2 separate regions of the Homo sapiens genome follow, and region 2 is linked to region 1. Evidence: chromatin contacts called from ENCODE Hi-C or POLR2A ChIA-PET data. All regions are on one chromosome and are shown on one strand. The core of a region is the stretch at or near the end of the contact, and the rest is flanking DNA. Distances in the headings are between cores, read along the strand shown.

The links. Hi-C counts contacts between places; a loop is a spot of excess contacts on that map. ChIA-PET counts read pairs that join two places held with the same protein, here RNA polymerase II (POLR2A). Pooled maps may share reads with other maps.
Region 2: a loop to region 1 is called in a map with no recorded cell type, with 3 times the contacts of the local background. The contact joins two enhancer-like sites. A Hi-C loop is called at or near these places in 1 of 168 maps with a recorded cell type or tissue (Calu3), 4 of 37 single-sample maps with no recorded cell type and 7 of 50 pooled maps. POLR2A ChIA-PET finds 5 or more read pairs at or near these places in 1 of 52 experiments (H1).

The regions. Positions count from the first base shown.
Region 1 is chr12:62,515,042-62,520,673 of GRCh38, forward strand. All of the region lies in intron 8 of MON2 (MON2 regulator of endosome-to-Golgi trafficking), which reads left to right. Among named protein-coding and RNA genes, the nearest start is that of MON2-AS1, 33 kb to the left of the region's middle. Within about 2 kb of position 4,175, at least 2 of the 41 ENCODE cell types and tissues checked have a DNase peak (open chromatin) inside an H3K27ac peak, as active enhancers do.
Region 2 is chr12:62,811,844-62,817,393 of GRCh38, forward strand. All of the region lies in intron 2 of PPM1H (protein phosphatase, Mg2+/Mn2+ dependent 1H), which reads right to left. Among named protein-coding and RNA genes, the nearest start is that of PPM1H, 120 kb to the right of the region's middle. Within about 2 kb of position 1,553, at least 2 of the 41 ENCODE cell types and tissues checked have a DNase peak (open chromatin) inside an H3K27ac peak, as active enhancers do.

The DNA.
Region 1 (5,632 bases), core at 2,925-5,424:
TATAAAATGGTGCAGCCTCAATGGAAAGCAGTATGGAGGTTCCTCAAAAACCTGAAAATAGAATTACCATATGACCCAGCAATACTACTTATGCATATAAATTCAAAAGAATTGAAAGTGTGATTTGAAAGAAATGCTTGTACACCCATGTTCATTGTCGCATTTTTGTAATAGCCAAGAGGTGAAAGCAGTTCCAGTGTTCATTGTCAGATGAACAAACCAAGAAAATACAGTGTATACATATGTTGGAATATCATTCAGCCTTAAAGAAGGAAATCCTGTTACTGGAACTTTGAGGACATTATGCTGAGTGAAATAAGTGAGTCAAGAGGACAAATTACTGTGTAATTCCACTTATGCGTGGTACCTTGAGTAGTCAAATTCATAGAGAAAATGGAATGGTCGTTGCCAAGGACCAGGAGGACAAAGGGATAAGGAGTTAGTGTTAAGTGGGTATAGCATTTCAGTTTTGCAAGATAAAAAAGTTCTAGAGCCCAGGTGCAGTGGTGCATGCCTGTAATCCCAGCACTTTGTAAGGCCAAGGTGGATGGATCACCTGAGCTCAGGAGTTTGAGACCTTGGCCAACATGGTGAAACCCCGTCTCTACTAAAAATACAAAAAAATTAGCTGGGTGTGGTGGCGCACACCTGTAATTCCAACTACTTGATAGGCTGAGGCAGGAGAATTGCTTGAATCTGGGAGGCAGACGTTGCAGTGAACCGAGATCACACAATTGCACTCCAGCCTGGGTGACAAGAGCAAGACTCCGTCTCAGGAAAAAAAAAAAAGTTCTAGAGAGTTTTTTACACAACGATGTGAAACAGTTGATACTACTCAACTGTACACGTAAATATTGTTGGGGTTTTATATTGTATGGTTTTACCACAATTAAATATTTTTTAATATTGAAAAGATTCCTGCACTCCCATGTTTATTGCAGCACTATTCATGATTGCCAAGATTTAGTAGCAACCAAAGTATCCATTGACAGATGAATGGATAGAGAAAAGTTAGTACATATAGACAATGGAGTACTATTCAACCATAAAAAGAAAAGTGAGATCCTGTCATTTGCAACAATATGGATGGAACTGCAGGACATTATGTTAAGTGAAATTAGCCAGGCACAGAAAGACAAACTTCACATGTTCTCACTCGTTTGTAAGAGCTAAAAGTTAAAACAATTGAACGAATGGAGAGAGAGAATAGAATGATGGTTACCAGCAGCTGGGAAGGGTGGTGGAGATGGGGAGCAGGGGGAAAGTAGGGATGGTTAATGGGTACAAAAATATGGGTAGATAGAATGAATAAGATCTAGTATTTGATAGCACAACAGGGTGATTAGTCAACAATAATGTACATTCAAAAATAACTAAAAGAGGCCAGGCGCCATGGCTCACGCTTGTAGTCCCAGCACTTTGGGAGGCCAAGGCGGCCAGATCACATGAGGTCGGGAGTTCAAGACCAGCCTGACCAACATGGAGAAACACTGTCTCTACTAAAAATACAAAATTATTCTGGCATAGTGGTGTATGCCTGTAATCCCAGCTACTCGGGAGGCTGAGGCAGGAGAATCGCTTGAACCCAGGAGGCGGAGGTTGCGGCGAGCCAAGATTGTGCGATTGCACTCCAGGCTGGGCAACAAGAGCAAAACTCCATCTCTAAATAAATAAATAAATAAATAAGTATAATTGGAATGTTTTAGCACAAAGAAATGATAAATGCTTGAGGTGATGTGTAGCCCATTTCCCCTGATGTGATGATTATGCATTATATGCCTGTATCAGAATATTTCATTTACTCTATAAATGTTACATACCTACTATATACTCATAAAAATTAAAAAAAAATATTTTTAAGTAAACAAAATAGTGGAAATGAAAATAATTACAATATAGTAATATCAGTCACCATGGAAAGTCAACAGGATAGGAGGGATTTTTAAAAAGGAGAAGAACTTTAAGGGCCAATGTAGTTGCCATAGTTGCTATTAAATCAGGTGGCCAGGTCATATGGTGGTCCAAATGTTTAGAAAGTTTTTGTTCCTGTCACTAGGCCAACTAAATACCACTTCCTCACTTGTTCCCTAAATATTAGCAGGGCTGTCTTAGAAGGGTTCCTCCTCCTCCTTTCTTTAGAATGTTTCTTAACTACATTAAGTTAAGACTATAGGAAGAGAAAACAGTTCCCCTTTTCCTTTTCATATCCACTAGTCAGTCCTGGAAAAACAAGTATTCTGTTCTCCTCAGTAATGCAGCCTAGTTACATCTTCATAGTAACAAATGCAAAATTCACATTTTGTTTCTGTTGCTAACCAGGACCTCCCAACTTATTTATCATCATCATCTTTTTTTTAAAATAAAATTTGATGCTATGGGTTGAACTATATCCCCCAAAATTAATATATTGAAGCCCCAGTCCCCAACATGACAGTATTTGGATATGTGGCCTTTGGGAGATAATTAGGCTTAGATGAAGGCATGAGGGTGGGACTCTCATGATGGGATTAGTTCCCTCATAGAAAGACACCAGAGCATGCTTGCTCTCTCACTTTCTTGCCCTCCACCATGTGAAGACAAAGGAAGAAAGCATCCATTTGCAAGCTCAGAACAGGGCCCTCAGCAGAACCTGAACACGCTAACATCTCTATCTCATATTTCCAGCCTCCAGAATTGTAACAAATAAATTTCTGTCATTTAAGCCACCCAGTCTCTGGTTATCTTGTTATGACAGACTAAAGATACTTGGGCCAAGCTGAGATACTTGGTTTCTGTCTATCAATTCTGTTATTTAACAATTTATCTAATAACCTTTTCAGAGATACAGATATCTTAATTCCTCAGTAATTTCCATTTTGGATGAAATTGTTTTATTGATTTCATCTGTTCTGGACACTGTACAAAGTAATTGTCTTAGTTCGGGCTGTTATATAAAATATGCCAGAAACTGTGTAGCTTAAATCTCAAAGTTCTGGAGCCTCAGAAGTCTAAGATCAAGCTACTAGCATATCTGGTGTCTGGTAAGGGTGTACTTCCTGGTTTGCAGATGTCTGTCTTCTCATTTTATTCTTAAATGGTGGAGAGTAGAGACAGGAAGAAGCCTCTCAAGTATCTTCTTATAAGGGCACAATCCCATTCATGAGGGTTTCAGCCTTATAACCTAATTTCCTCCGAAAGACTCCACCTTCAAATATCATCCCACTGGGGAATAGGCTTCAACACATGAATTTTGGGGGTGTATAAACATTTAGACCATAGCATTGCTTTGCATACATTAATACATTTTAACTTTACTACAGCCCTATGAAGCAGACATTCATATTTGAGTTTTATAGCTGAGAAAATGAGGACCAGGATGCTTATATAGTTTGCCTGAGATGATGCAGTTTATAAGCTGCAACACTGGGGTGTTAACTAATTTTTTAGGCTCCATAACACACTTTTAACCCCACTACACTTTACTACTTCGCTGTTTTCTTAGTTCTCGCTCTCTTTTTTTTTCTTTCTCCAAGGCTGACAGTGCCAAGTTTCTTGTATTGCTTCTATAACATTCTCCATATTTTGACCTTTGTCCCTTTAATTGGTGGGGGTGTAGGGGGACAACGTGGGACAAATGACAGCACAGCCAGCAACAGAAAAAAATGGAAAGTTACTGCCTAAAGGAAGAGGAAGGCCTGTTTTCCTGCTTTACTTGTGAACTGTGGGTGATGATCAACTGGTAAAACATTGGTTCCTAATAAGGAACTCTAGGACTGAGTTGGCAAAGTTGAGATTTTCAGATATATATAAGAAAGTAATTCCTCAGTATTGTAATTGGCTACATTGGGACATCTTAGCTTAGAAAAAATTAGGCATTCTACAGTTTCTTCAAGGGCAAAAGTTAGATGCCTGGTAGTTGGGGGGCAAGCTATATATGGTTGATGTGTGATGCCTCTCTCTTATTTCTCTGTATTTTCTTTATTTAAACCTGGAAATGGTACATCTCCTAGAAGACATACTAGAGGAATAATTCTTATACTTTTTAGTCTCAAGACTGCTTTATACTCTTTTATTACTTTTTTTGCAACAGGAAGTGGTCATTTAATAAATAACCATGTGGAAGAGGGGGTGCTACCATTCAAAACACCCCGACGGGTCACAGAATGTTCCAGAGCAGAAAGGCACTGGGGACGCCCTGGCTGTCTGCCACCTCTAGCAGCACACCACCGTTCCAATCATTCAGCCCTTTGTGTCCCTACTAGTCCCTGAAATCGCCTCAGCTGAGTGATACTGGGGGTGGGTGGTGAGAGGGGAATGCTGGGAGGGAGTGACACTTGGGGATCCAAGACAGAGGTATCAGGACCCAAAATAAATAAATCATGTTGAATGCCCTATGAAAACAGTGACCCCTTTATATTCTTAAAAAATATTTAGGAGCTTTTGTGCATGTGAGTTATTTCTATCATTATTTACTTTATTAAGAATTAAAGCTGAAATGATACTAAACCTATTACATGTTAACATAAATTTTTATGAAAAATAATTATGTTTTAAAGAAAAAATTATTTTACGTTTTCCAAATGTAAATGTCTTGAATGTCTGGCTTAATAGGAGACAGCTGGATTCTCATATCTTTTGTCTTCATTCTGTTGTGATTTTTTTTGGGTTGACACATAACGATGAAAATCTGGCTTCATAAAGACATGTAGTTGAAAGGCAGAATTATATTAATGGCCTTTTTAGATAATAATGGTGGATATTCTTCTTTGATACTATACCAAACGGTACACTTTCTTTTTTTGTTTGTCTTCTTGAGACGGAGTCTCGCTCTGTCACCCTGGCTGGAGTGCCGTGGCGTGATCTCGGCTCACTGTAAACTCCGCCTCCTGGATTCATGCCATTCTCCTGCCTCAGCCTCTTGAGTAGCTGGGACTACTGGCGCCTGCCACCACGCCCGGCTAATTTTTTGTATTTTCAGTAGAGACGGGGTTTCACCCCGTTAGCCAGGATGGTCTCGATCTCCTGACCTCGTGATCTGCCCGCCTCTGCCTCCCAAAGTGTTGGAATTACTGCGTGAGCCACCACACCCTGCCGACACTTTCTTACAGGTCTAGGATCTGAAACGTTTTTATACTGTGTTACAGTAAAATTCATTTCATTGGTCTTACATTTCAAATGGATCTTTTAGTCATGCATGATTTTGTAACATCATGTATTTTAGTTGTGTAGATATTCCAAATGTTATCACTTCCTGCAAATATTACATTTGTTAATATCACCACCATATATCAGAAGAGTCTTAGGTTATAGGGTAGATACAAGTTTTTTTAAATTCTGATTTTTGTTTGAAAGCTCAAATTTTATTATTGGCAACAAACACTGTCAGTTGTTTACCCTAAAGTGACAGGCGTACTTTATTTTTGAGAAACTGTTTGTACAGTATATACAAATGTAAATAATCATGATTTACTGTTTGCTTTTTCAGTGAAAATGTTATTCCACAGGGTAAAAAGACTAGCTCAGTTCACAGCTATGCTTTTCTTCCAACAATGATGGTACTTTGATACACAGTAAAAACGCTTCATGTGTACTTCCTGTTTTGTCACAAGGAACATTAAAAAGGCATGTACTTGGCCAGGCGCAGTGGCTCACG
Region 2 (5,550 bases), core at 303-2,802, 290 kb after region 1:
TTTATAAATCACCCAATCTCTGGTATGTCTCAGCAGCGTGAGAATAAACTAATACAAATCTATCAAGCACCTATGTTTAATCCCCCTAACATCACAATAAAATTGTTGTCACTCCATTTTGCCAACAGTGAAACTGGGGTACAGATAGTTTAAGTAACTCTGCTGGTATGTGGCAGAGATAGGATTTGAACCTAGTTCTTCAGACTCCAAGTTAAGGGATCTTTCCCTCTCCCCAGTGTCACATAACTTTGTGTAATTAATCTCCTCGGCTTCTGTTACTGTGTGGCCTTGCACTTCAGTGTTGCTTGTGTTATTTTAATTTGTTTATTGCTTACTAGTAATTGCATACGTGTCTGATTGCTCAAATGTTTCGGCAATGGCTCTGCATTACTCTTCCGGAAGCTTCAGAAAATGTTGATGGGGCACCAGCACAGGATGCAAATCAGACCCTTCATAATTAGAGTAACCTAGCTCTTGACATAATACCTTCAAAATTACTCATATTCATTCTAACAAATGTTTAACCTTATTTTTGCTCCAGATAAACATGAGTTAAATGTGTACTCCACTTGAAGAAAAACAGTATCAAGCCCCTTCCTGACTTACCATATAATTCAATTTGGCAGAAATCACTTCTGACTCACAAAACAATAACTTTGAGGCAGTTTTCCAGTTGCACTCTAAATTATTTCATTTACAAAGAATCAGTCTTATATGCAATTTATAACACACAAATGCCTACCTACTTCTATTCAGGAATACATCTGCAGCCTGATGAAGGAAGATTCCAGAAGGTGAAAAATTGAGAGCTTGAAAATTCAGTTTCTCTTTTAGACTTTCTCTACAGTAGGCTCACTATCACATTCTCTTCTCGCAAAAGGAAACTGCTTTTTAATAATTTTATTTTCTTTTTCCCATTTTTCAAAAAATCTAGTATGCCAGAACTTAATGAGTTCTAACTGGAAAAGACTCCTTGGGCCTTTCAACAAATACAAGATTGTTCCAAACAGAAATCTAACTATTAAACAAGGAGCTGAAGTCATTTCAGAAACAAGCAGGTGGTGTCCATTCAGCTTCAGGTATACTGATCCCAGGGCCAACCAAAGATGTCAAAAATGACCAGCTTAAATTTTAGCCCTACTCGAACAGGAGCTACATCAACGTGCACCTGAACTCCGGGGAATCCATAGACTAAAACAGCCAGCGTTAGCCATCTGGGTGGTTGTGAGGTACCCATCCCCTCTTTATGGAGTGCCAACTGAGAAGGAGAGGTTCTAGACATAACCTCAGACGTTTCCTGTGGAGACCAACAGAAATACCCAGATGTAGGAGAGGAAATACACAAAGCCAAGGAGTGGGGTTTGAGGTATTTGTTCCAGCTTAAGGAAACGACGGTTTTGCCTTCCTTTACTCACTGCACAGAGCTCTAGAGTTTTGCAAACCTCTTTATCCCTCTTCCCCTGAGACGAGTGCTCTCCACACGAAGCACATGAATGTGAGGGGGAATTGGTCGGCGTGTAAGAGACACGTTAGAAATGCTTTCCTAGTTTTCATTCGGGATGACACTGGCGCCCTCGCGTGGTACGTAAGTCAATCCTCCGCGTGCATGGGATGCTGGTGCTCTTCCATGCCTGTTAGTTTTGGTATATGGCAACCCATTGCAGGGGACCTGTGCCCCTAACTGGTGATTATACTACTAAATTTTAAATTAAAATTATTCCTCACATAGTAGACAACAGGTTAAAAAAATTTCTGCAAAGAAACTACAGATAGAAAACATGAGCAAATAAGAACATGTCAGAGCTGGCACTTGATATTCCCAGGAATGACAATCCAGTCATATCTGACAATCATCATCATCATATCTAGCCAAAATACTCTGAAACGCTCAAGGGGAGAGTTGAAATATGGAATTATACTCGCTATTGTTAATGATGAATTTTGCCTTGAGATATTAGCTAATGATAGCAGGAAGTCTTTGCTCTTAGCAAGACAGTAAATGAGTTACTGTGTGAAAAACACTTAAATCAATGCCTGGCATACAATTAACACTGTATCACTGTTAGCTGTTGTTATTTTAAAACGTTGCCTTTTCATCTTTATTGCCCTTAAATTATTAAAACATTTAAAAATTTTAAATGTATCTTTATAGTTTTAAAATAATTATATACTTTATGGATACACAGTAGTAGGTTATATATCAATAAATGATCAATAAATGAACAAACACATTGGGGGTGCATTTTTTTTCTAAGAGACAAGGTCTTGCTCTGTCACCCAAGCTGGAGTGCAGTGGCATGATCATAGTTCACTGCAGCCTCAGTCTCCTGGGTTCAAGCCATCCTCCCACCTCAGCCTCCTGAGTAGATGGGACCATGAGTGCACCACCACACCAGGCTTTATTTTTTATTTTTATTTTTGTAGAGATGAGTTCTCCTTATTTTGCCCAAGCTAGTCTGGAACTCCTGGCCTCAAGCTATCCTCCCACGTTGGCCGCCCCAAGAAGCTAGGACTACAGGCATGTGCCACCACACCTGGCTAATTTTTAAATTTTTTGTAGAGAGGGTCTTGCTATGTTGCCCAGGCTGGGTCTCAAACTCCTGGCCTCAAGTGACCCTCCTGCCTTGGTCTCCCAATGCTGTGAAATTACAGGCATGAGCCACCACACCCTGCCAAAAAAATTGTTTTTAACTTACGATTTGGAGACTGTTAATTTAGAAATAGTTGTCTGAAGGGAAAAAGTGGTATCCTCCTGGTAGCATTCACAAGTCCTTAGCTTATTTAATATTATTCTTCCCTTTGCCACCCTAACTATTCAGGTATTTATACAACCGGTGGAGGGGCCATATCAACAGCAGGAAAGGCCTATCACAAATGTAGAAATCCCACTTTGAGTGACATCTCATCGTTGATTTTACAAAATGTCCTGTATGAGCACAGAATGCACTTTCTACCCCGTCTCTCCCACTACCAAAGAAAAGGGATTGATCACTTCCCCTTGGGGAAACAGAGTTGCCATATTTTTCTGTTTCCCCACTATATATGTGATTATATGGTTTGATTTCCACAAACTTTCTGGCCAGTTTTCCAGGAATCTCAGTGAAGATGATAATGCACAGTCCAGAGTATCTGCTATAGGCATTCCATCCACAGGGCTTTCAATGTCCAGTTTTCCATCTGATCCTCACAGTACCACAGTGAAAGGGAGAAGAATAAGCCAATGAGGAGGTAGAGATGAGAAAACATTTGAGTGACTTCATGAAAGACCTTCCTAGGGCTCACGTTCTATTGCTGTCCACATGGAGCCATGACCCTACAGCGTTGTTCGCTTTTTACCATACCTCTTTTTTTTTGACTAAATTGTTCGGATACTCTGCTCTGCAGTGGAGGAAAAAAATCCCTTAATTTCATATACTTTAATGAATATGCTGCTTCCTTCTCAGGATATGACAATATGAATTGCAGGTTTCTTTGGTTCAATTCCTCCAACATAATGAGGCAGTAAGGTGCAGGATAGGTTTAGTAAGTTTGACTTTTGTTTTTAAATGGCAATTTAGACCTGTCTTAAAACATTAATTTATAAAAGGAAGTACAAAGTTTATAACGGTTTTTGCTAAATTGCATTGTGATTTATTCTAGAATCAACTCGAGAATATTCTTAAACTATTAGTTTATACATCAACAACTTCTCCCTAAATTAGTTTATGGAAAAAACATAAGTACTGTGAAATAATACTGAAGTGCAGTTGCCAATCCACTATTAGAAACAACAACAACAATAGATAATATTTATTGAGCACCTACCCCATGCACTATTCTAAGCACTTTTCATATTTTAACTCACTTCACTCTAATAAGCCTATGAAATAGTACCTGTTATAACCAATTTACAGATGGGAAAATTGAGGTATGGAGAAGCCGACTGACTTGCACAAGATAACACATCTAGTAAGGGGCAGAGGCAGGATTCAAACTCAGGTATTCATGCTTATCCAATCAGAGGGCTTTTTTTTCTTCCCATGGTTTATGCAAATGATGGTCTTTCTATAATTTAGCAAGAAAATGGACTATAAAGAGAAGATGATAATTTCATTTTAGCTCTGTTTTTCATCTTAGTAACAGCTATTACAGTTTCTGAGTTGACAGGGGACACTGCTAACTAACTCCCATATCAAAAGAGAAATCATAATGGAAATGAGAAAATATTTAGTGTCAAATTTTATTGAAATTATACATGTCAACATTAGGAGTTATTCTTCCTTGATGTCTGACTTTCTCAAAGAGATTTTCCTGCTCCATGTCTCAACTGCTAATGGATACAGAGGCAGCATGGTGTAAGTCTAGACACTGAGGCCAGACTGCCTGGGTCGAATCAAGATCTACACTTTCTAGCTCTGTGCCTCAGCTTCCTCACCAGTTAAAAAAGGCAATAATAATACATATTTATGCACATATTACAGTTTGGGCACTCCTAATCCAAAAGTCTGGAAAATGCTCTGAAATCCAAAACTTTTGAGCACGGACGTGACATCACAAGTGGAGAATTCTACACCTGATCTCAGTGGGTCATGGTAGAAACACAGGCACACTACATTTGGTTTATTTAGCAACCCCATGGAGAAATAAGACTACCTTCAGACTATGTGTGTAAGCTGCATACAAAACACTAATGAATTCTGTGTTTAAACTTGGGTCTCATTCCCAAGATATCTCATTATGTATATGCAAATAGTCCAAAATCTGAAAAAATCTGAAATCCAAAACACTTCTGGTTTCAAACATTTTGGATAAGGGATACTTAGCCTATATAAGGTTAAATAAATTAATACCAGCAAGGCACTAAAATCGGCGTCTGGTACACGAGTGCTGAGTATTATTTATGGTTTTGGTTTTTTTTTTTAGAAGAAATGAAAGAAGAAAATAAAGTTTATTGCCCTTGACAATGTTCTTCCCACTTAAAGCTGTGGGAAGTCAGATTATAAGTGAAGCAAGAAGAAATTTCCATCTCAACATGATTTATTTTCCTTGCACCTTACATTTTGCCACAGTGGGAAACTATAGTGAAACCATGTTGTGTTCTCAGCTACTATGTACATTTTGGTCAAACCTGGTCTTCAGAGTAATCCAACACCCACCAATAAGGGGCCTTTAAAGGGATTCTAGCTGACATCAGCCTCCTCAATTCCTGGTTTTAAAATCATCCATCTTAATCACTGGCAAGAGTTCTATGTCCCTAGAACTAAAAGAGTTTTGAAAGAAACCACTGCATTACTAAAAAAAAAAAAAAAAAAAAGAAAAAAAAAAAAACTAAAAAAAAGAAAAAAAAAAAAAAAAACTGGCCAGGCGCAGTGGTTCATGCCTATTATCCCAGCACTTTGGGAGGCTGAGGCGGGCAGATCATAAGGTCAGGAGATCCAGACCATCCTGGCTAACACGGTGAAACCCCGTCTCTACTAAAAATACAAAAAATTAGCCGGGCGTGGTGGCGGGCGCCTGTAGTCCCAGCTACCCAGGAGGCTGAGGCAGGAGAATGGCGTGAACCTGGCAGGC